Linked DNA regions of Mus musculus: region 2 is linked to region 1. The links are chromatin loops, found by intact Hi-C in ENCODE. Cell type or tissue: heart. All regions are shown on one strand. Each heading gives the region's core, and the rest is flanking DNA. Links, peaks and the distances in the headings are about the cores only.

What was found. Hi-C counts contacts between places; a loop is a spot of excess contacts. Peaks named below come from ENCODE experiments on the same cell type or tissue, not always from the same donor. Only the 100,000 strongest peaks of a DNase experiment are listed, where the experiment ranks them.
Region 2: it touches region 1 in a loop (5-fold over the local background); 2 of 42 quality-filtered maps call a loop at or near these places.

The regions. Positions count from the first base shown.
Region 1 is chr12:110,585,807-110,596,740 of GRCm38, reverse strand. It overlaps B930059L03Rik (RIKEN cDNA B930059L03 gene), which reads right to left and starts at 5,367. Exons shown (of 1, transcript NR_033340.1): 1 at 4,062-5,367. Gm35558 (a long non-coding RNA gene) reads left to right here. Exons shown (of 2, transcript XR_381950.4): 2 at 1-133. In heart, for the core only: no CTCF peak of the experiment used is centred there; a DNase peak (open chromatin) is centred at 5,060; H3K4me3 peaks cover 2,431 bases; H3K27ac peaks cover 2,135 bases.
Region 2 is chr12:110,480,669-110,491,602 of GRCm38, reverse strand. The region is part of intron 3 of Ppp2r5c (protein phosphatase 2, regulatory subunit B', gamma); the gene reads right to left. Gm19605 (predicted gene, 19605) reads left to right here and starts at 5,967. Exons shown (of 6, transcript NR_168658.1): 1 at 5,967-6,048; 2 at 7,396-7,567. In heart, for the core only: no CTCF peak of the experiment used is centred there; DNase peaks (open chromatin) are centred at 5,482 and 5,882; H3K4me3 peaks cover 4,297 bases; H3K27ac peaks cover 3,834 bases.

The sequences.
Region 1 (10,934 bases), core at 2,399-7,398:
TGTTTTTAATTTCTTTTCCCACTGAGGTAAGGAGCCTCCTTTCTCCAAATCTTTCACCTTTGAGGCTGCTGCTGAGAAGGATATTCCCCGTTGTAAACTTTGGCTCCCATCAGTAAAAAGTCCCATATCTGAATTGGGAAGTGGCTCATTCTTCAAGGCTGACGGTGAGGAGAAAGTCCTTTATAATAAAATCTCTCCAGTCATGGAGGGCACTCCCTCCTCTTCAGGTACGTTATGTGGCTGGATGATACAGTTGCCATGGTCTTGGATGAAGGGGTGACCCGGCATTTCCCTTGGTCAGGATGAGGTGGTCTTATAACTGCCTGCCTTGGCACCATGTAGTGCAAGCTTTCGTTCTCTGTGTTAACAGGGGTGCTTCCTTGGTGTCTTCACAGGACTGAACAGGTCTCACATAAGGGCCATGCAGACCCCAAGACCAGAGCGTTTCATAAACAGGAGTTTCGGGTGTACCTCACCTGTGTGGTAGGTACATAGGGTGGTGCGGCAAAGACCAGCTTTTTCCTCAGACAGGTGCCTGCTTCACCTGCCTTCCCTCCACCTCACTGTGACTTAAGACGTCTTACTTTAGGGCTGAAGATATAACTCTGTGCTTACTAATTTTTTCTCATGAGACTTGCCTGTCCGTTCAGATGAAAGACCTCAGAGGAACCGCAGGTTGAAGCCCAGTCAGATCCCACCGCCACAGGGCTAGGGGGCCATTACAAGCACCTACACATTCATCGTGCATTTCCAAGTTATACATTCCAAGCTTAAAGTGCTAGTATGTGGGGCAGGAGAGATGGTTAGGCGACTGGTGATGCTAGCTGCCTTTCCAGAAGACCCAGGCTCGGTTCTCAGCACCTACACGGCAGCTCACTGCTGTCTGTGGCTCTAGTTCTAGAGATCTGACACCTTCATATATATGTAAGCAAAACACTAATGCACGTAAAATAGATTATTCTAAAACATTTCTAGTCTGTCTATTTCTCTGGAGGCCAGTACGAATGCATCAGTATCCTTTTGAGGCTTTTATGTGGAGCCTAGTGTCACGTCCTCAGTGTCCCATCGCGGCTTTGGATGGGCTGCAATCTCCTGCAGAGTGGTCAAGCCCACAACTGGTGCTTCTTGCCTATCCCCAGGGTCCTTACCTGGTCTGGACATCCAACCTAGTCTCATCCTTTTCCAGTCAGAGGCTCTGGTCCTGCATTTCACAGTCCCTTTAGTCACTGAGAGGTCCTTGGGATCCAGTCCAGACTGTGTTCTTTCCATTTCCAGAGACTTTCAGTGGGCTAAGAGGCCCAGGGACAGAAGCCTCTGTGGGCCAACTGGGGTTGGAGTGAGATCTCACTGGGCCTCCAAAAATGTTGCAGGAATTTTTCCTAAAATAAGCACTCCAAGACCAGTGACAGTGAAAGATGTCACTAGTGGACTGAAACCAGGATGGTTTCTGACCGTGAAAAGCCTCCTTCTGGGTCTAGTTTATATTCTCATTTCATACTGTAAAACCACAAGGTGGAGCCGGGCATGGTGGCGCACGCCTTTAATCCCAGCACTTGGGAGGCAGAGGCAGGCGGATTTCTGAGTTCGAGGCCAGCCTGGTCTACAAAGTGAGTTCCAGGACAGCCAAGACTATACAGAGAAACCCTGTCTCAAAAAACCAAAAAAAAAAAACCAAAAACCACAAGGTGGGGTGGGCAGGCAAGTAAGATTTTGCAGAAGGTTATGTGGCAGTCAGCAGGTTGCTAAGGGCAACAACCCATCATTTCAGGTATCTCTCCAGGGCTTTTCTGCTTCAGGTAGCACATGAAGTCACTCTTGGCTAACAGGTTGTACAAACAGCAAATCATCGAGTAAGCCAATAAATCACTATCTAATAATTGGTCTCTTTTAAAATCTTAATCTACTTCAATAGAATCATGCAGTGCAACTCAGCTTCCCGTAAGTGCATGAGATTTTCAGCTTCAGCCCAGCACCACATGATCCTGCGTGTTTTTTTCTTTCTTTTTTTTTTTTCCTGCGTGTTTCTGAAGCCAGCACTAGGATGGTTCTTGCAGAGGATGACAAGTTCAAGGTCATTCCTAGCTACATCACCTGGTCTTGCCTACGTGAGATCACCCCTGCCTCCCCCAAAAAGAACACATAAAAAATCTATAAAACAAAACCAACAAGCTTACCCTATTGCTAGACATGCCACACACTCCAAAACCAGGGTCCAGAAGCTCCTGAGCTGGAACAGACCTGACAGCCTCCTCCCAGAGTACTTGTTTCCACGGTACCCAAAGGCACCACATACACTTCCAAAGGAGGGAGGCGAGCAACAGATCTACTTAGCTCTGATGCCTATGGACCACAGCAATGACCAGCATGGCGTGATAACCCTCAGGGTGCAGCAGTGGCACACATAACTTGGCAGTTACTCATAACTCTCTAAATGGATCTAAGATCCACTCAACGAGATGGAGAATATGCTATGTGCTGGAAACCTACCTATTAAATGCTATTGATCTTGGATTGTGGAGAACCTACAACCACTACTTTACTAAAACAACATAGTTCATACCAATCTAAGCATTTGTCCTCATATCCACACGTAACTGTGGCCCTCACCCGTCCTCAGGAACTTCTTTTTACAAGAGATGGGGATCATTACAAAAGAGTCACATCTAATCCAAATGCAGAATTGTGGAACCCAATGGTACACAACACCCTGTATCCACGGCTCAGGGGACATTGTAGAAGAGAGGGTAGAAAGTCTGTGCTCAGGTGAGTGGCCTTAATCCTACACAAAGAACTACAGGCAACTAGGGAATGCTGGGAGTGGGAGACAGTCTTCCCTAGACAAGCGTTTGTTTTCTATCAAATAACAAACTGTTTATCCAAAGCCCTGAAAACGTACATATGGCTAACATAAGCAGGTTATATTCAGGACTGTGTGTATTTATACCTATATGCATGTAATAACAACTAATGAAATAAGAGGCCATGAATTTGAAAGAGAACAAAGAGGGGCTCATGGGATGTTTTGGGTGTATGTGTGTGTGATGCAATTTACGTAATCTTAAAGTGAACCAGACAACTTGAGGTTGCTCCCCAGGACCCACAAGCTGCTTCCCAGAGTACTCACAATGTGACTCCAAGTCACAAGCATGACTTAACTCCATGAGGAGTGCAAATGCAGAGACGGGGTGACCCTGACCTTGTCATGCACCCAGAGACCACTTCCTGCCCAGTACTACCTAATAATACCATAAACCTCCACCTACATCACCATAGACACACACTAATACCAACTTTATTCCTAAAGGTAAAATGCCAGCATTCTCCAGGCTTATCAAAGCACACGAAAACATGAGCATATGGGCTGAATAAAAACAGCAGAAAAACCGGGTTTCAAACTGGTCAAATGCACTGACCAATGGAGGGCCGCCACGAGGCACAACACCCGAACATGGACCCTGTAAGGAGGGTGCCTGACATCGTGATGACCACCCGCTGAAGCAGAGACCTCTGAACTTTACCTAGGGCTTCAGCCCGGCCCGTCACCTCCTACGTGCGTGAACGGCTGACAATCCACCTATCTACTTGAAGCTATACCTGTCTTACACCTGAACACTACACCTGCGGCCTAGATCCCTGATCTCTCAGGTTCTGAGCTCCATGCCCCCAACAGCTATCCACTTGGACTCCTTAATCCCTAAATACTGTATTTGTGCCAGATGGTGGTGGTATAGTCCCTTAACCCCAACACTTGGGAGGCAGAGGCAGGTAGGTCTCTGTGGATTTGAGGCTAGCCTGGTCTAGAATGAATTCCAGGACAGCCAAAGCTACACAGAAACCCTATCTTGGAAAATCAAATGAACAAAACCAAGCAAACCAAACCAGCAAATGTTGTAGCAGCTATCTGCCTCTGCCTCCAGGAAGGCCTCTGTGAACTCTAACCTTGAATAGCCATTCTGTAATTTACATTGCATTGTGAGGTGTAATGTGTGACCCAAGAGTTATTATTTATTAAGAGAGTGAGAACAAAACTACTCAACAAATTACATCAATACAAGGGATGCAGACTGCCAATTTATTATTCAGGAAATTCTAACATCATGGAGAGAGAGAATTGTGTCCATGCTTCTGACAGCACCCCCACACCAGGGCTACCTTCCAGGGTTACCAGTATCTTGGGCAGGAAGCAGTGGGAAACAGACATCGCTAGGGCTTCCTTGGAACAGGCATGGCTATGACCCTGGAGGGAATCAGCACAAATTTCCAGATTTTTGAGCCCTAGAACAGTAAGACTCAGGGACAGAGTCGGAGACAGGCAGTTTACTACAAAGAAAGGAGAGAGGGAGACAGAAGTCAAGCCAGGAAGTGCACGCCTTTATTCTTAGGGCAGAGGCAGGGACATCTCTTGAGTTTAGGGTCTACACAGTGAGTTCCAGGTCAGCCAAGAAGAGACTCTGTTTTATAGACAGACAGACAGACAGACAATAAGGCTAGCCAAGGCGAGACCCTGTCTTATGAGTAAATTAGAGAAAGAAGGAAAGAAAGAGGCACCCAGTGAGTGGTAGTGGGAAAGACGGGGTGCTCAAAGTCCTCATCTATGTGAGTTCTGGTCCTCCATAGTTATTTACATAGCAAGCACCTCTACCTCTTTACGTTACCACGTGTCCGGTACACGCCACTTAGGTGGGACGAGTTTCCTGACCCTGCTTACTGGTTTCTTTCGTTAATCTCTCGGCATCCCCAGCCTCCCACCTACTTCAGTTCTCAGAGCTGCTACAGGGGACAGGTTGGCCCTGTCCTATCCACGCTACGGTCGCGTCTCGGGGTTCCATGACGGGGGTCACATGGGACCCTGGTCACCAACCCCGCCTATCAAGTGGAAAGTGACGGGGCTGTAACCCAGGACCTGCCGTTCAGTTCCACGGACGCCTGTTTGCCGCTGTCCAGAAGCCACTTCTGCAGAGTGGCAGGTCGATCACGTGTCGCCAGGGGAGCGGTCACGTGTGGCCTCGAACGATCATGTGAGTCCTCAAGCCAATCACCGCGGCCTGGAAGAAGGGGCATTGCGATTGGCTCATTTTCCTCCCGTGAATATCGCGAGATTCAGAGTCAGACACTTCCCGATTGGTCGATGCGCTGCGTCATTTCCCTGCGCCAGCGTTTAGGTGAAGGTAGTCGGTCTCCCTGTCCTGTGTGCCGTGGGCCAAGCGTCTAAGCTTGGGTCCGGGCCGTCCGCGGCCCTCACTCCCCTCCCGCCAAGGGACGCGGCCCCCTCTGCGGCTTCCTCTAGACGTCGCTGCCTTGTCCTAAGTCAGCCTGCGTTCGAGCTGCCGAACCGAGGTTTCGTGCGGCTTCCTGGCGCGGTGACTCATCCAGTCACGTGCGCCGTGGAGGCTGCGCCTTGCGGAGATCTCCGCCCTGCCGAGATGGCAGAGACCTTCCCGGGGCCGCCCTTGTCCTGCTGCCGTGTTCTGGTGCAGCTGTGCTGAGCTGATATCCTGTTGACTTTGAACTCTTCTCCGTTTTCTGCATGCGCTTTGTCTCATTCCTACGGGGTACCTGCTGCCATCCGCTTGCTCTTTGGTTTGGATGCCGGGTAGCCGTGCTGAGTCCCAACTCTGATGCTCCTGCCTCCACCTTTCCAGTGCTGGCATGGAAGGCGTATGTCAGCACGTCCACCTTACACACACGTACCCACATTTGATTGCCTCTCCACTTGGATCTTGCTGTTCTCGCTGATCCCACATTTATCTGTACATTGCGTCCATCAGACGCAGTTTTGAGTGTCCCACACGGTGCCAGACTGAAGGTACAGCGATAAGTAGGGTAATAGGGACATTGCTTGTAGAGGGCTCACGGGCTATCCTGGGGTGACTGGTTGGAGGGATGTTTTTGCAAGCTCCCTCTTGGCTGCAGTGTGGAATGTTTGAGAAGAAGGTGTTGGGCCGGCAGGAAAAGTTAGTCCTGGGGTGAGGATGAATTCGAATTTGGAATGAGTGCCAGAACCTTTCTAGTTTCAATTTGGCCATATTTTATGGAGACCGCTCAGCAGTTAGGTCCATGTACAGTTCTTCCGGACAATCCGAGTTTAGAGTCCCACGTTAGGGACAGACTATTTATAACCCTAGCCCCAGGGGACCGAACACCCTCTTGCTTCCGTGGGCACTTGCACTCATATGTACAAATCCACATACAGAAACAAACACATTTAAAAAAATAAAATCTTAAGGAGTGAGAGCGTGTGCTGGGGTTTTCTCACTTCTCTGCTCACATTTGCATCTAGCAACACTTCAGGCAGGTGAGGATAATTCCTGGTTTCTGTTTTTCAGCATGGAAAACAGTGCGGCCGGGAGTAGCTGGCCTTACTGCTCAGACTAGGTGAATTTTGCTGATGGCTAAATTTTTGAAGCAGAATTGCAGAGTCAAAATACATGACACCCTGCAGGGTGGAACGTGTTTCTAATGCCAGCATTCAGGGGGCTGGGTAGTAGGATTTTTGGTAAGACTGTCTCAAAATGTTTTCAACACTTACCTTTTAAAACTTTCAGTTGCATTTTTAAGGGTCCTACAAATCTGCAAGCCACCAACAGTAAACTGAAGTGACCCACCCTTCCTCACCTGCTACTGGGGTTACTTTCCTGTCCTTCCAGAAGCATTGACTTGTGGCCCTGAGATCTGCATAGGATGGCGACACTGCCAGTGGGAGCCCCTGCTTACCTGCCTCTGCTGGCTTTGCATCCTCCTCGGGAATATTCCTCACACCTACACGGCATGCCTATGTCTCTTTTGGCATGTAGGTGGAGGTAGAATTTCTGTTATGGGTGTCTACTTTCAGCCAGCTCCTTGCCCTCCAGCTACGTGCAGCCAGCCAGCTGGGAAGCGGTGGAGTACCATCGCCTAAGCCAGTGGTGCTTCCTGCAGCCATAGTTCTGCAGAGCAGTGTAGTTTAATGCAGTGTATCCCGTTTGATGCCTTCTCATGGTGTAGAGAGAGCCTGTCACAGGAAACAGAAATGCAGCTACTTTCTGTAGACTCCAGGCTGTCACCTGTGGCAGGTGGCATCCCATGGAAGATGAGGCCCTTGTCACTCACCATTTAAAGAAAAACCTCTTTCCTTAGGGGGGTGGTATACTGTTGTTGGGAGGGCTGGGATCTTCCATACTCCTGAAACTGGGAGAGAATGCCATTGCTTTCATTTGTAATTCATGACCTCATCTTTTAACTAAGTTGCTCAGAAAGCTCAAATCTCCCACCATCTTTAAAGACAACAGCAAAACAAACAAACTCCCTTCTGCAGGCTGGAGAGATGGCTCAGTGGTTAAGAACAGTGACTGCTTTTCCAGAGGTCCTGAGTTTAATTCCCAGCAACCACGTGGTGTCTCACAACCATCTGTAATGGGATCTGATGCATTCTTCTGGTGTGTCTGAAGACAGCTATGGTATACTCAGAAATAATAATAAATCATATATTTTTAAAAAGCTTCCCTTCTATTTCAGTGGACCAGCTCCCCATGTCCCCGCTCAAGGCCAACCCTTGTAAGAATTGTACTGATGTTCTGAGTTTAAGTCTTGTATCCCTTCATGAAGGGAAATCAGAGCAGAAGCCTAGCGAGAAAGCCATAGAAGATACCTGCTTGGTGGGTCACTAACTTGCTTTAAAGTTTTTATTTAGGCTTTTTTTTTTTTTTTCCGGGGGGAGGTGAGGACAGGTCCTAGAACTTGTTCTGAGGACAAGGCCAGCCTCGAACTAACTCACTTTTAACCCAGAGCCACCTGGCCATGCGGTGGTCCCTTTAACCTTCAGTTCCCAATCAGGCCAACTCTTCACAGACGGATTTACAGAACAACCAATAATGACAGTTGCCCAATGTACGCTCGTTTCTCAAGTGACTCTGAGATGTACCAAGCTGACAGTTAATGATAAGTAGGTGCTAGCCAGAGGAGGAACTTGTCTCTTAGGAAGAGACTTTACACAGTTTCAACTTGAGACCACCTTACAGACCACACTGGAGTTTTGCCAATGATGTGTGGGACTAGAGTTAACCAGGATTGCTTAGTTTATACATACCTCTTGTCTTCTCTCTAAATCTCGCCTTCCAGTTAGTACTCCAAAGGTAGACTTGACGGTTCGGGAGTCAGCAGAGCTCATTTGTTTGCTTCCTAATGTGACCACATTGAATTTAATCTCGTCTGCTTTTCCCAACAAGTCTCTTTAACTATCTATCCTACTGAAAATGAGCGGGCAAGCCTAGCTTTTTAAGGCTGCTTAGGGCCCAGGTTTTGACACTGACTTCTCTGGTAACATTAGCAAACTCTACATAGACCGTTTCCTGCTAGACACACAGGCATCTCTACCACATAGACCATTTCCTGCTAAACACACAGGCATCTCTAGTAAGATGTGAAATCCCCTTTCCTTGTTCCCCTCCACACTGCTTCGCACATTCCCGTGTTGCCTGGGTCCTCACTCTTGGTTTTCAGGCACTTGCTGCTGACCTCTGTGCCACTGCAGCAGCACCTGGGTTACCCTGCTACATGGCCACACGCTCTTGGCCCTATGTCTGCGTGTGGAGTTTGTCACCTTAACTTTTTTGTTGTTGGTGGTTTTTTTTTGTTTGTTTTTTCGAGACAGGGTTTCTCTGTATAGCCCTGGCTGTCCTGGAACTCTGTAGACCAGGCTGGCCTCTGCCTCCCGAGTGTTGGGATTAAAGGCGTGCGCCACCACGCCCGGCTTCACCTTAACTTCTAAAACAGATGCACGAACAGTTGCCTTTTCCCCAGTATAATTCCACAGAGCCCACAAATCAGCTGCTCCTACATCCTAACTCAGCCACTCCCTCCACCTTCTCAATGGGAACCAGCTCAGCTCTGTTCATAGCCCTTGGGGTCAGTTTCACCCACTGTGCCAGTTTCTTTAATGTTAGTGTTCAGTTCCCTGAGGTGAGAGTCCATTCTTCATGTGGAACAGTTCCTCAACCCCCCCCCCCAACCAGTCTGTCGCAGTCCATAGTAAAACACCATGAACTGCATCATTTTAACATTCGACTTTTATGTGTATGGGTATTTTGCCTGCTCCTTCCCTTCGTGTGTGTGTGTGTGTGTGTGTGTTTTGGTGGCTGTGGAGGTCGGAAGAGAGCATCACAACTGCAGTTATTGATAGCTGTGAGCCACCATGTGGGTGCTGGGAATCAAACCCAGGTCTTCTGGAAGAACAGCCAATACTCAGTAAGCCACCACTCCAGCCCTGGAATGGGTAATTTAAAATTTGTAAAGGTTAATGATTTTGTCTGTATGAGCATAGGTGTGTGTATGTGTGTGTGGTCTGTGTTTCACATGCATGTTGGGGTCACAGGGCAATTTGCATGAGTTGGTTTCTCTCCAGCCACAGTGTAGGATGTAGGTAGGGACTGAAGTCAGGTCATCAGCCCTGTTCACAAGCACTTCTGCCCATTCAGGTGCCTGTTTCCTTCTGGGCTAGGACAGCGCTGTCTGGGGCTGTGCCCTTCAGCCCTCCTCAGTAGCCATTCAGTCTCATTTCTAGAGGTTTCCACATTCTCAGATGGGCTGCAAAGCTGACCACAGGCTCTGGATTCTTTGCCTGGGGCTGTATAGTGAGAAGAGCTTCAGGTCAAGACAGTGTGCATACGGCCAATGAGACCGGTGGTGCACTACTCTGTCACTCGTGGACCAAGTTCACAGACCTCCCTGCACTCTGTTCCTCTTGTGAGCTGCTGGGAGACAGGTTAACTTTTCCCCAAAGGGGACTGGCTTTTGTCTCCAGCTCTCAAAGGTAGCAGCTATGCCATGGTTATCCTGCCTAATTAAGAATGCTTTTTGTTCTTTTGGGGACCAGGGCCATGATGGGTATACCATGCTGATAATATGGTCTGGGTGGTGGTGGTGGGATGGCGGCGGTTTAGTGTCAGCTCTGCTCCTGGAAGGGATGGATACTAAGACCAGACTATATGTAACTAACCGTGAAGACACAAATGAGCTTCCCAGGGGTACAGTCCTCCAGGTGAGCCTCCGCACACTCCTGCCCGTGCTGAAGGCCAGAGGTGAGCAGAAGGCAGCTGACACCCAAGCCAAGCCCATTTCCTCAGCCTGGGCATCTGCCTGTTGATTGTACCATGGCTCTTCAGCTGCTGCCCTAAACCCTAATACAGATAATATTCGATTGCCTCAGCTTGCTAAGGCGTTCTAGGAGTATCTTATGCCTAAGGGTGCATGGGGACTTCCAGAACCTATGAGTCTTTTAAGCCAGACTTCCACAGCTCTGGGTTGCAGATAAGGTTGCTCGTGAGAACAGGCTCACTGCAGTTGGCCAGTGTGTTCCTCTAGCAGCGGGGCTGTGGTGATGGGCTTATACAGTAGGCCTTTGTCTTACAGTTCTCTAGCACATGTATTCACCATGGAGTCGCCTGGGATCTGATGGCGCTGAAGTCAGGAAGAACATGTACTGTTTGTTGCCTGGTGTGGTGGCACACACTTTTAATCTCAGCACTTGGGAGGCAGAAGCAGGCAGATACCTGTGTTCGAGGCCAGCCAAGGGTACACAGTAAATCCTTGACTAACTTTCTCCACCCCCGCCTCCCAACACTTATTGTACAAGCTAGTCCTTGCTTCAGCTCAGCAGCAACAGCAGCACATGGCTTCGGAGTGACTTTGTGGGCTGTGTGGTATCAACATTTTGATTTTCAGGAGGCTTGGGTCTCAGTCTTATTTCCTGCTTAGAAGATGGACAGTCTTCTCTGGCAATGTTCCCTGGGCAGTGCTCAGTGGAGTCACCTTACAGGCTTTTAAATGTTCTCATTCCAATCATGCCTTAACGGGAGTCCAATTATCCTTGTTGGAGTGGAAGCTTTGGCTCAAATCTCCCAAACAAGGTTGGAAATTAGGGCTCCTGAAGGTAATTATATCAGCATATCTGAGCAGGG
Region 2 (10,934 bases), core at 3,309-8,308, 110 kb after region 1:
ACACAGTGCTCCCCAACTGCCCCAGTCCACAGTTAGCAGGTTTCACTGCAGGTATGTGTCACAATGTAGCCCCAGGTTGGCCCTGAACTTACAAGCATCTCAGGCTAGTCTTGAGTTTTTGGTCCTTTGACATCAGTCTTGCAGCACCAGAATTACAGAACAGCACCACTCCAACACAGCTTCATTTTGTAGATATTTTAAAATAACATTTTAAATATATTTCGGAACATGTGTGCACATATGTCAGAGGGCAGAGGACAAGTTTCAAGATTCCATTCTCTGCTTCGGCACACGGGTTGCTGAGACAAAACTCAGATCATCAGCCCCTCCCTCTGCGCATCTTGTTGGGCCCCTGAGCTTGGTATTTTCACAAACAAGAAGCTGATCTGCATTTACTCATTGCGTCTAACCATTACACTTTAGCCTGCATTCTTAAACTAGAACCATTTTTTGATTTATGGATAATTCACGAACCTAAAATAAAACCAGTCTTCTATCTGCTCAGTATGTAGTGACTTTGCTTGCTTTGGTCTTGTCAAACTTAAAAAGGAAGACTTTAAAACGTTTTCAAAATTACATTACAAAAAATTTAAGAGTGAGTGTGTGTATGTGTGTGTGTGTGTGTGTGTGTGTGTGTATGTGTATGTGTGTATGTGTGTGTGTGTGTATGGGTGTGTGTGTGTGTGTATGTGTGTGTGTGTATGTGTGTGTGTGTGTGTGTGTGTGGCCTATGTACAAAGGTCAGAGGACAACTTGTGGGAACTGGTTCTCTCCTTTCACTGTGTGAATCCAAGGACTGAAGTTGAGTTGCCAGACTCGGCGGCTCCTTTACCTGTGGAGCCATCTCTTGAGCATGACTGGTTTGTTTTTGCTACATAGCCCAGGCTGACCTTAAAGTGACGATGCACCTCAGACTGGCCCTGATCTTAGCATAATCCTACCTGCCTTAACCTTCCAGAGGGCTAGGAGTACATAGCATCACGTGGTTTAACAAACAGCTCTGGGCTGGAGGGAGGGCTCTGTCATTAAACGCATGTCTGCTCTTGTAGAGGATCTGAGTCTGTCCTAGCACCATTGTCTAGTGGCTCACACTACCTGTAAATCCAGGAACGGAAGGTCCGGTGCCCTCTTGTGGTCTCCTGGGGCTCCAGCACTCATATGCACATACTCACACAGACACACATATACAAAAATCTTAAAATGTGTACGAAAAACAAACAAACAAACAAACAAACAAACAAACAAACAAACAAAAAGTGTATAACCCACAGCAAGCCCTACTCTCTCAGGTAAGAAACAACTGCTGCTCCCCAGGCATCACAAGACACAAAGTCCTATGTGCAGGAGACAGTGAGCATGTAGGGATACGAGGGGACTGTCCCCTCACCTCGTGATTCTGTGACAGGAGCTGTGCTGGGCTCTGACTGTCTTAGACTCATTGCATTTCTGTAATCCTGCAGAGGGCGCTCGCTCCCTGTTCTCTCCAAAGGGTGGGGGGAGGAGGAATAATGTCTTTTGGCACTGGAAGGACTCAAAAGGAAAAGTGGAACAGGTGGATGTGGCCTTGGTCCTGAAACTAACAAGACAATGCTGCCTCTGCGCTGGGACAAACAGCCGAGGCAGTACCCACATAACCGAGGCAGTACCCACATAGTTGGCCCCCAGGCTGGGTGGACTGAGGTTCAGACAGACACCGCAGGATAGCTGCTCCCCAGCAGGCTGGAGCACGGAGAGCAAGAGTGAGAGAGAGCGAGAACGAGTGAGTGAGCCGGTGCTCCTTGAGCCAGCACGGCACTGCGGGACAAACATGGAACAAATCAACGTGGGGTGAGGACTCACAGGCACTCCAGCCTCGCCCTTGCCGCCAATTCTCTTCCTAGGTCCAAACACCCCATCCAGCCCTCCCCAGACACCTAACCCAGATTTTCCAGAGCCGGGGCTGTTGTCCTGAGAGAGCTTCTCTTCTTCCTGCCTCCACTGCCAGAGTGCTCCATGAGAAGCTGGGGACTGAACCCTGGGCTTCATGGGTGCCATGGGTGCCATGTGATTACTACCTGCCAAGCTTCTCTCATTCTTTCCTCAGCTTTCCCTCTTATTCTTCTACACAATTAACATGTCTCAGTGAAAAAATAAACCAGAAATGGCTTCTACTATAAAGCAACCATGTGAGTAGCCTCCCCAACTCCAAGGGCAGAACTAATTCCTGCAGCACACACGCACGCACGCACGCACACATGCAGGCATGCAAGTGTGAGTGCACCTTCTCCAGGATGCCTGCCACAGGGCACACACATGCACAGGAAGAGTGTACTGGTCATTCCTAAACTCTGCCACTCAGAGGGTGAGTGACAGACAGCTCATGGCAACCAGAGAGGGCGTCCTTTACAGTCTCACTCGGGCAGGCGGGCAGCTTCCCTTCCCTGTTTGGAGAATGTGGGTAGCAGTGGGCCCTGGTCTGCTCACGCAGCATCTACCTCAGGCCCGTCCTGAGTGCCCCCTCCCACCCACACTGCGCAGTCACGGTCACACTGTCGTGCTAGGAAATGGAGGACAGGGCTCATCCACTTCACTTGCTTCCTGCCTGGTTTAAGTTCTTACTGGCAGAGTGAATGTCCACCAACCCATGACCCAGCGAGGATCTGCCACAGAGAGGGGCTCTCTTCATTAAACCCCACTTCCTAGGACAAAGAGGCTACTTTAAAAAGGACCACCAGCTCTCCTGCTGCGAGCTGGGTGTTCCCACTGTCACCCAGGAAGTTTCTAAGAAATGAATCAGCACAAGGTTATCAGGTGCAAGGCTTTCTGATGGCCCTGAATACAGGTCAACAGGAAGAGGTTCTAGACTGCCTGTCCTGCTTCCTTCTCTGGTGGCTGGCATCTTCCTGGCTGAGCTGTCTCTGCCTGAAGCCTAGCTCTGAGATGGGTCCTCCACGGAGGGCAGGAGTGATCCATGGTCTTCACAGAAGCTCAGACAAGCAGCAGTAGCAAGAACAGGTCTGGAGGCCGGAACCCATGAGCAGACCCAGCCTGCTCCCTGCATGTGTAAATAAGACTTTGTGGGTCGACAGGCAGGCCTCTTCATTTACCGCTGTAGCTGCTTTTGCTCAGGGCCAAAAATATTTACAGTCTGGACTTTAGTTGAAAGAGTGCCAATTCCAGACTAGACCTTTGCTGTCCAATTTGATAACCCTGGCTGACACTTATCTAAGATAAAGAGTTTTAAGTGCTAGATGGTCACATGTGGCCACGGGCTAGTAGAGTGGACATCACAAAGTGTGTTTCCATCTTGGGAGACTGCTCTCTTGGACAGCCTGTGAGTGCAGGAGCTGTGTCATCAAGCTAAATTTACAGCCATCGCTCTCCCCGAAGGCAGTCAGGCCTGCACTGGTTAAACCGTCTTCCCTTGACACTTGAACTTGAACTTTTGGGAATGGTGAATTCGCCACATTAATCACTGTCAGCATCACCAGCTACCGAACTAACTGGGAGCAAACGTCAGGTGAGCAGCAGCACTCACTGCGACTTGACTGCCCCTATCCCAGTGCCCCCACCCACGGGGAAAGCAGGCCACTGCATCTGCTCAAGGACCAAGTCAGGATCAGCCTAGAGTGTGGCTGTCAAACTTGCCAAACACAAGGTATGCAAAATGAATAAGAAATGAACTCTGGGTATACAACTGTCATGCAAAACAGGGCCATTGAACTAAAGCCCTGACCAGGCAATGGGGAGCAAACTGTAATCCTCTTGCAAGACGTTCGGCCAACAGCCACAATTTCTCTCCAAAAGTGACTTATAAAGATTGCAAACAAGATAAAACAGCTTCCTAGACTTGGACTCTAGTCCTACCATTTGAGGGCTATGTGGTCTTGGGCAGGCTGTATTCCCTTTGGAGTGAAAGATCCCTCTGCCTCAAGGAGGCGTAGGATGGAGGGCCACCCTCTCCTGCGTCTTCTTCCTTCCTTCCCAGCACCCCAGTTCCTGTGCTCCCCAGGGCTCCCTGCCCACAGGTGTCTCTTCCTGTCTGTCCTCTGTCCCTCTCCAGCAGGGGACTCTGGGGGAAGAGGCTGTATTTTAGTCATTTTAAATGACCTTCAGCACTTGGCTCACACAGCCAGGTCATTAGAACAATAACATTAACATGTCTGCTTTAAGAAGTCTTCATGAGGAAATCAAGTATTCCTTGAGACTTAAAATTAGGAGCTATTCCAGCCGTTTGCATTACAAGCCATTTTTAGGTGGCTACAGGTTTCTTTCTGAAAACCTTGAGGACCAGGCGCGGCACCTTCCTTGACAGTTAGACACTGAGCAGCTCAGGGAGGACGCTCTGTGATGGGCACGGTAAAGTGTGGAACAGGGCCTCCCATAAATTAATCATTCTATTTATAAAATGTAAAACCAAATGATTCTATTTTTGAACAAATTCATAATTCCAAGAAGAAGTAGAGTATCAGGTGTCTAATAAGCACCAGCAGGCTCACAAACCAAAGGGGTTGTTGAGGTTGCCGACGTGGCTCAGTGGTGAGGAGCACTTGTTGCTGTTGGGGAGGAGCTGGCCTCAGTTCCGAGCACCTGCGTGCTGGTTCATGAGCATCCCTGAGTCCAGTTCTGGAGGACAGGAAGCCTTCTTCTGACTCTCTGGGCACCAGCAGACATGCATGTGGTCCACATACATACATACACACACGCAAAATATACACATACATAAAAACTTAAAAATTAAAAAAAAATACCCATAAGGGACCTCCTTACATGTATTAATATAGGACTTGTACCTGCAATCCAGTCAAGTCACTGCTCATTAGCCAATGGCTCAGAATCAACATACATACTGCTGCTGGGTTCTGCAGCCGAGGCACCTGTGGTCACCCTTTGCTTCTTCTGGCCATCTTACATTTAACCACTGTGGAAGCCAACTTCTACAGCAGTTCAAGGAGGCTGGAGAAAAAGCTACACATTTGCTTCCGACAGGCCAGCCATTCCCGTGACCTACATGCACACTGAAAACTTGTTGCCCTTTTAAATCTTAACAACGCCTTTGTCAATGCAAAGCACAGGCAACCACTGTAAAGCTAAGAGCCTAGCATTTAACAACCAGAACCCCGGCAGATCTCAGGGGTTCACGCAGGAGCCTAGCTCCCTTCAGGCTGCATGGCTAGAGCACACATCTTCCAAAATGAAGTTCTCCTCTCATCAATTCTGCACATTCTCTGCCTGCAGTTCATCCTTAATTCAGAGCTGTGACCGAGGCAAAACCCTTGCAGTATTACCCAACACTAACACCAAGGTAACTCAAACTCAGTGAACAGACAACTTAGCCGGGCCCGGCTGGCCCGCCCCTTTCCTTCCCCGGGCAGTGACTTCACATCCTTTGACATCAGCACAGCCTCGAAAGGGGGATGGGAGAGCAGCGAGAAAGCAGAAAAACCAGCTTTGAACTCTGCGTGCAAGGCCTCCTGAGCCTCAGGCCCCGTAAGTAATGTGTAAAATGCCCACCGATTGGAGGTGACACCCCTGGCCTGCCCAGGCGCAGTCCCGTCAACGTGAAGGGGACTCTGCTGGTTAGACTTCCTGCTTTTCCCATCCAAAGCACAATAGCCATTTATTAACTACCCACGGAAGGTTCCGGTCAGTAGAACACACAATAACTCACCTCGAATGTGGAGAAGGGCCACGGGCTGGAAAGGCCCGTTGGAGCTGGCCGCATCCACCACCATCCCGCTGCCCGCTTTATTACATGTCAACATCTAGGCTCCAGCGGGAAGGGCGCTGTACTCCTTAAGGCAAGAAACCAGCCTCCATTTTAGTTTAAAAAAAAAAAAAGACAAACTGAAGCTCTCTGCAGCTGGAGGGAACTGGCTGCTTCGTGATGTCACTAGGCATGGAGCTCGCTGATTGGCCAGAAGCTGCAACTTAAAATGACACTGGGGGAAAAAAAAAAAAAAAAGCCTGCAAGCGGAAAGAGCGTTCTGTTTGGCTGTCAGTGTGTGTGCATTAAAAACCTGGGCATTTTCCGGCTTTCCAGAGTCTTCATTTCTCACTAACTTTTAGGTAAGAATCCCAGCTCTTAGAGGGTGGCACCGGGGGCCGCAGCCCCGTCAGAGAGCACATAAATGACGCCAAGAGCGGCCAGAAGAAAGGAACACAGGCACGCTCCGTCTCCAAGATCTACCGTTCCCCAAACTGGTTCCCCCCAGTTCAGTGGTGCCGTACGCCAACCTGTCCTGTGCCCTCTACCTCTCAGCTCTTATTTTATTCATTTAGGGTTTTTTTCTCCTTTTTTTTAAAACAGAACTAGGGGGTGAGCCTAGGGCCTGGTGCTCACTAGGCAAACCTCTGCCATTGCTAGACTTCCAGCCTGAGCAGAGCATGCTGGCACCCCAGTTTCCAGGAAGCAAGGGGTTATCTATTTAAATACTAAAAGCTCCAACCGACCGACCAACCGGTCTGGGCTCTGCCTTGTGCTCAGCCTCCTTACTATCACCAGGGCAACTGAGGGATCTATAATCGGACACCGGCTTCTTCCTGAGACCTTGTTTCCTCCCCCAGCCCAGAAAAATGAGGGTTAAAAATCTGTGGAGGAGCTGCTTAATAGTTAATAGTCAGGAAGTGCTACAGACGAAGGTGTGTCTACTCCACAGCTATGAAAACCTTTAAAAGGCACAAAACAGAGGCGGGGGCATGAGAAGAAAACACAATGTCAGGTGTGTGTGTGTGTGTCTCCACAGCTCATGTGGAGGTCAGAGGACAACCTGTGGGAAACAGTTCTTTCTTTCCACCCTTGGTCCCAGGAATCAAACTTGGATCTTCAGAATTGGCGGCAAATGCCTTTACTCACTAAGCTGTCTGTCTGGCCCATTCTATTTTTTGTAGTTTAAAAATGTTATTATGTTAGATTCCTTAAGTTATGCTTTCTTTAAATTAATTAAGAGGTTTTTTCTATTCATTTATTATACTACTATTCATATTTTTAAAACAAAAAAGAATTAACATAAAAAACTATTCTCAGAGAAGAGAGCCTTTCGGAGTCAGAGCACTGTCAGGATGCTGGCAAGATAATGCCTGCTGCCGGTCTGCAGGGAGGCAGTGAGAGTGGGAGGAGACCGCTTTCAGGACTTTTCAGGAAAAGTCTTCCCTTCGGAGAAACATCTCTGGAATTATGCTGTGCCACTTTATAATGCTCAATTCAAGAACGGGACAAATAAACGCCTTTAACTCCCAGACACGTCTGACACACGGCTCCATGACGTCTGTGGGTCTAGCCTGATACACTGCAGTGAATGAACGAACACTTACAGCCATTCACCAACAAGAACGGATCTTACCTTCTCAGTAGCTGCTAAGGTAGTTCAACAGGAAGAAAAAAGTCTATCTGAATCCCTCTCCTCTTTCCTTCAGAGCCAAAGATGCTGCGGGATTCTACAGCTCAGCAGAGCATGGGGGCAGGGCATGCCAGGCGAGTGACCTCAGTCCTAGTGTACTCTCTCTAACACTCAAGTGGAAGACGCCTGATGGTGTTCTCTGCACTGCAGTTGTGGGCGACTGGAGCAGCTGCTGCTTGGATAGCAAGGTAATGTAAATGAGATTCTGCCTGCCCACTTGTCTCCAGGAGTTTCTCAACTAACTCCATCCCTACAACCTCCCCGCCCCCACTGCCTCTCAAGACCTGCAGGTGGTGCTGAGGGCAAACGTCACTTCCCTCAAGTCACCCCCTGAGTGAGGAGTGATCCAGAGGGACTCAGCAGACACAAACAGCAATGTGGGAAGGGGCTAAGGGGCCACAAGCAGACACTTCTGCCTGCCAATAATTTCCTATGTCATCCGAGGTGAGATGGGGGCTAGCATACACTAGAGCTATGCTCATGAACTGGAATACAGACAGGCAGGAGAGGAGATGCCTAACAGCTTTATATAACATAGACAAATTCAAAGGCAAAAGAGCGAAGACACTTTTTGATGTATTTTTCCTAATGATCTTACATCAAAGGATTTCAAACCTTATTAGTGATTTCTCCCATACTCTTGGAAACCTTAGGCATACAAAGTAGTTTTTAAAGACTTCTAAGACTATAAAACATGCCGCACTAGATATAAGGCAGGCACACCATACTCTCAGCATCCAGCTGAGGCAGGAGGAACTCAGGACAGACTACACAGTAAGCCTATACAAAAAGAGACATACATCACAGGAGAGCAGGGGACAGGAGCAGTGACCCAACACCAACAAACGCTCTCAGACCATGAAGAATAAACCAAGTCGACGGATGGGGGGAATCATATGAACAGTCCCCAGAAGACAGCACGTAAGTGATTCGCAAACAGTCAACTCAAGCCCTTCCTCGCACCAAAAAACCCGCTGGGAATGAGACAAGCAAACCAAGACAAGCCACGACTTCTCCAACCCCACAGCTTTTACAAGAAGAGGGATCTTCAGACAGGATGAGGGATCAACCCTACAGCTATAGGCCAGCGCCTGATGGACCCTGAGCAGATCTGAAAACAGTTACTCTGTGTCTCACAAGAATCTACTCTGTTGGTTTTTGCTTTTCCAGGTAGGCTTTGAGTAGCCCTGGCTGTCCTGAAACTCACTCTGTGTACCAGACTGGCCTGGTCTCAAGAGATCTGCCTGCTTCTGCCTCCTGAGTGCTGGGATTAAAGGCGTGTGCCACCAATACCCACTCACCAGAATTAAGACCAATTCAAATAACCCTGACCTTTTCCACATCTCCCTCCAACCAAAGAAAATATAAATACAGATTAATAAAATTTATTAGAAAAACATTAAGCCCTTAGGATTTAAATGATCAAGTTTGTGTAAAAAAACAAAACTATGAACAATCAGAAACTGCAAGGCAGAGTGTTTTTATCTATTAGGGCAATGATAATTTTTTTTACAAATGTCTGTATTTATTTAGTGCACACATGTCAAGGGACAAATGTGAGGGTCAGAGAACAGTTCAAGAGTCAGTTCCCCTTTCCTGCTATGTCGGTCCCAGGGGTCAGAGCCTAGGGGTGACAGCAGCACTTTTGCCCACTGAGCCATCTTATCCACCCAACTCTAATGATACAGAGAACAGTAACTGCGTTGTGCCAGAGCTTTGACAACAGAGCTATCGACTGCTCACTGGCTTAGAAAACAGTCAGGCAACAGGCACCGAGAGGCTTTGCTTAGTAATTTTACTTTAAGAACCCATTCTAAGCCGGGCTTGGTGGCGCATGCCTTTAATCCCAGCACTCGGGAGGCAGAGGCAGGCGGATTTCTGAGTTCGAGGCCAGCCTAGTCTACAGAGTGAGTTCCAGGACAGCCAGGGCTACACAGAGAAACCCTGTCTCGGGGGGAAAAAAAAAAAAGAAAGAACCCATTCTAGAAATAAAATAACCATGGATGAAACAGTTCACTAAAAACATATTTTACAACTGGGCTGAAATATGACACGTAACACAAAATCTATTCTTTATTACATTTACCTGGGTCTGTGCCCCCCCCCCCCCACACACACACACATACCACGCCATGAAACAGAGGACCCACCTACAGGAACCAGACCTTTTCTTCTAGCATGTGTCATCTCCTGAGCCACCGTGCCAGCCCCATCCTAACTAACCATTTTCACGTGTGCACCTCAGTGGTCTAGAATCTTTCAGATGGGTGCCCTGACGTGGAATGGAGTAAATCCACTCTAAACTCTGTGAGGTACCTCCATATGGTTGTTAAAGTTCTTGTACCATCTGCTGTTCCTACCAACAGCACACAAGTCCCCGTCCTCTTCCGTCAGCAACACTGGTTTGCGTGTAATCTCGAGGTAGTTTTCATTTGCATCATTAATGATTAGTGATGCTGAGCCTGTATGCTTGGGCCTATGGGTCATTAGTGTATATTCTGAGAAATGTCCACTTGAGTCTTCTATATATTTAAATGAAGTTGTTTCGCTGTTGTGCATGTGTAGGAGTTCATATGGTCAAGATATCAATCTGTTATCAGGCTTGTCATTTGCAAATATTTCCCTCTCCTCTGTAGGCTGCCCATTCTGACGACTGTGCACCCTCACACACACTGAGGTTTTAAGGGTGACATAGCACAGTTTACCTAGTTTGTCTTTTATTATCTACAATATTTAACAACGTGTCCAAAAATTCACTGGAATCTAATACCATGAACTCCCCACTGCCAATTCCTTCAAAGACTTTTTATACTTTTGGTTGACAGCACTTAGGATTTTGACGCCTTCTGAGGTAATTATGTTTGTGGACTTCCAGTTTCCAGTACTTTCCCGCTCTGAGCTGGCTTTACTCCTGGCTCTCTATGCTGGTTTAGCCTTGGGTGTTGTTATGGAAACCCACAGTCATCCTGTTTACTGTAACTTTGTTGCTTTAAAATCAAGATGCGTAAGGTGCCAGCCCTTTCCTTTTTCAAGATTTGGAATGTCTTGGTCTTCCCAGTGGATTTTACGATGACTTTTTCTGTTTCTAGATGAAACCATTCACCTCTTGGTAGGACTGCCTGCATCTGTAGGTCCCTAGGCTGGCACTGATCCCTTAACAACCCTAGGCTTCCAATCCAAGAGCATTGGCTGCTCCTCTGGTGGTTTGACTCCCATAGACTCATGAATTTGAATGCTAGTCCCATAGGGAGTGGCGCTGTTAGGAGGTGTGGCCTTGTTGGAGTAGGTGTGGTCCTGTTGAAGTAGGTGTGGCCTTGTTGGAGTGGGTGTGGCCTTGCTGGAGTAGGTGTGGCCTAGAGGAAGTGCATTACTGTTGAAGTGAGCTTTGAGATTTCCTATGTTCAAGCTCCACCCAGTGTGAAATTTCAGTTTCCTTTGGCTGTCTTCGGGCCAAGACACAGAACTCTTGGCTCCAGCAGCGCCATGTCTGCCTGCATGCCACCATGCTTCCCGACATATTGATAATGAACTAAACCTCTGAAACTGTAAGGCAGC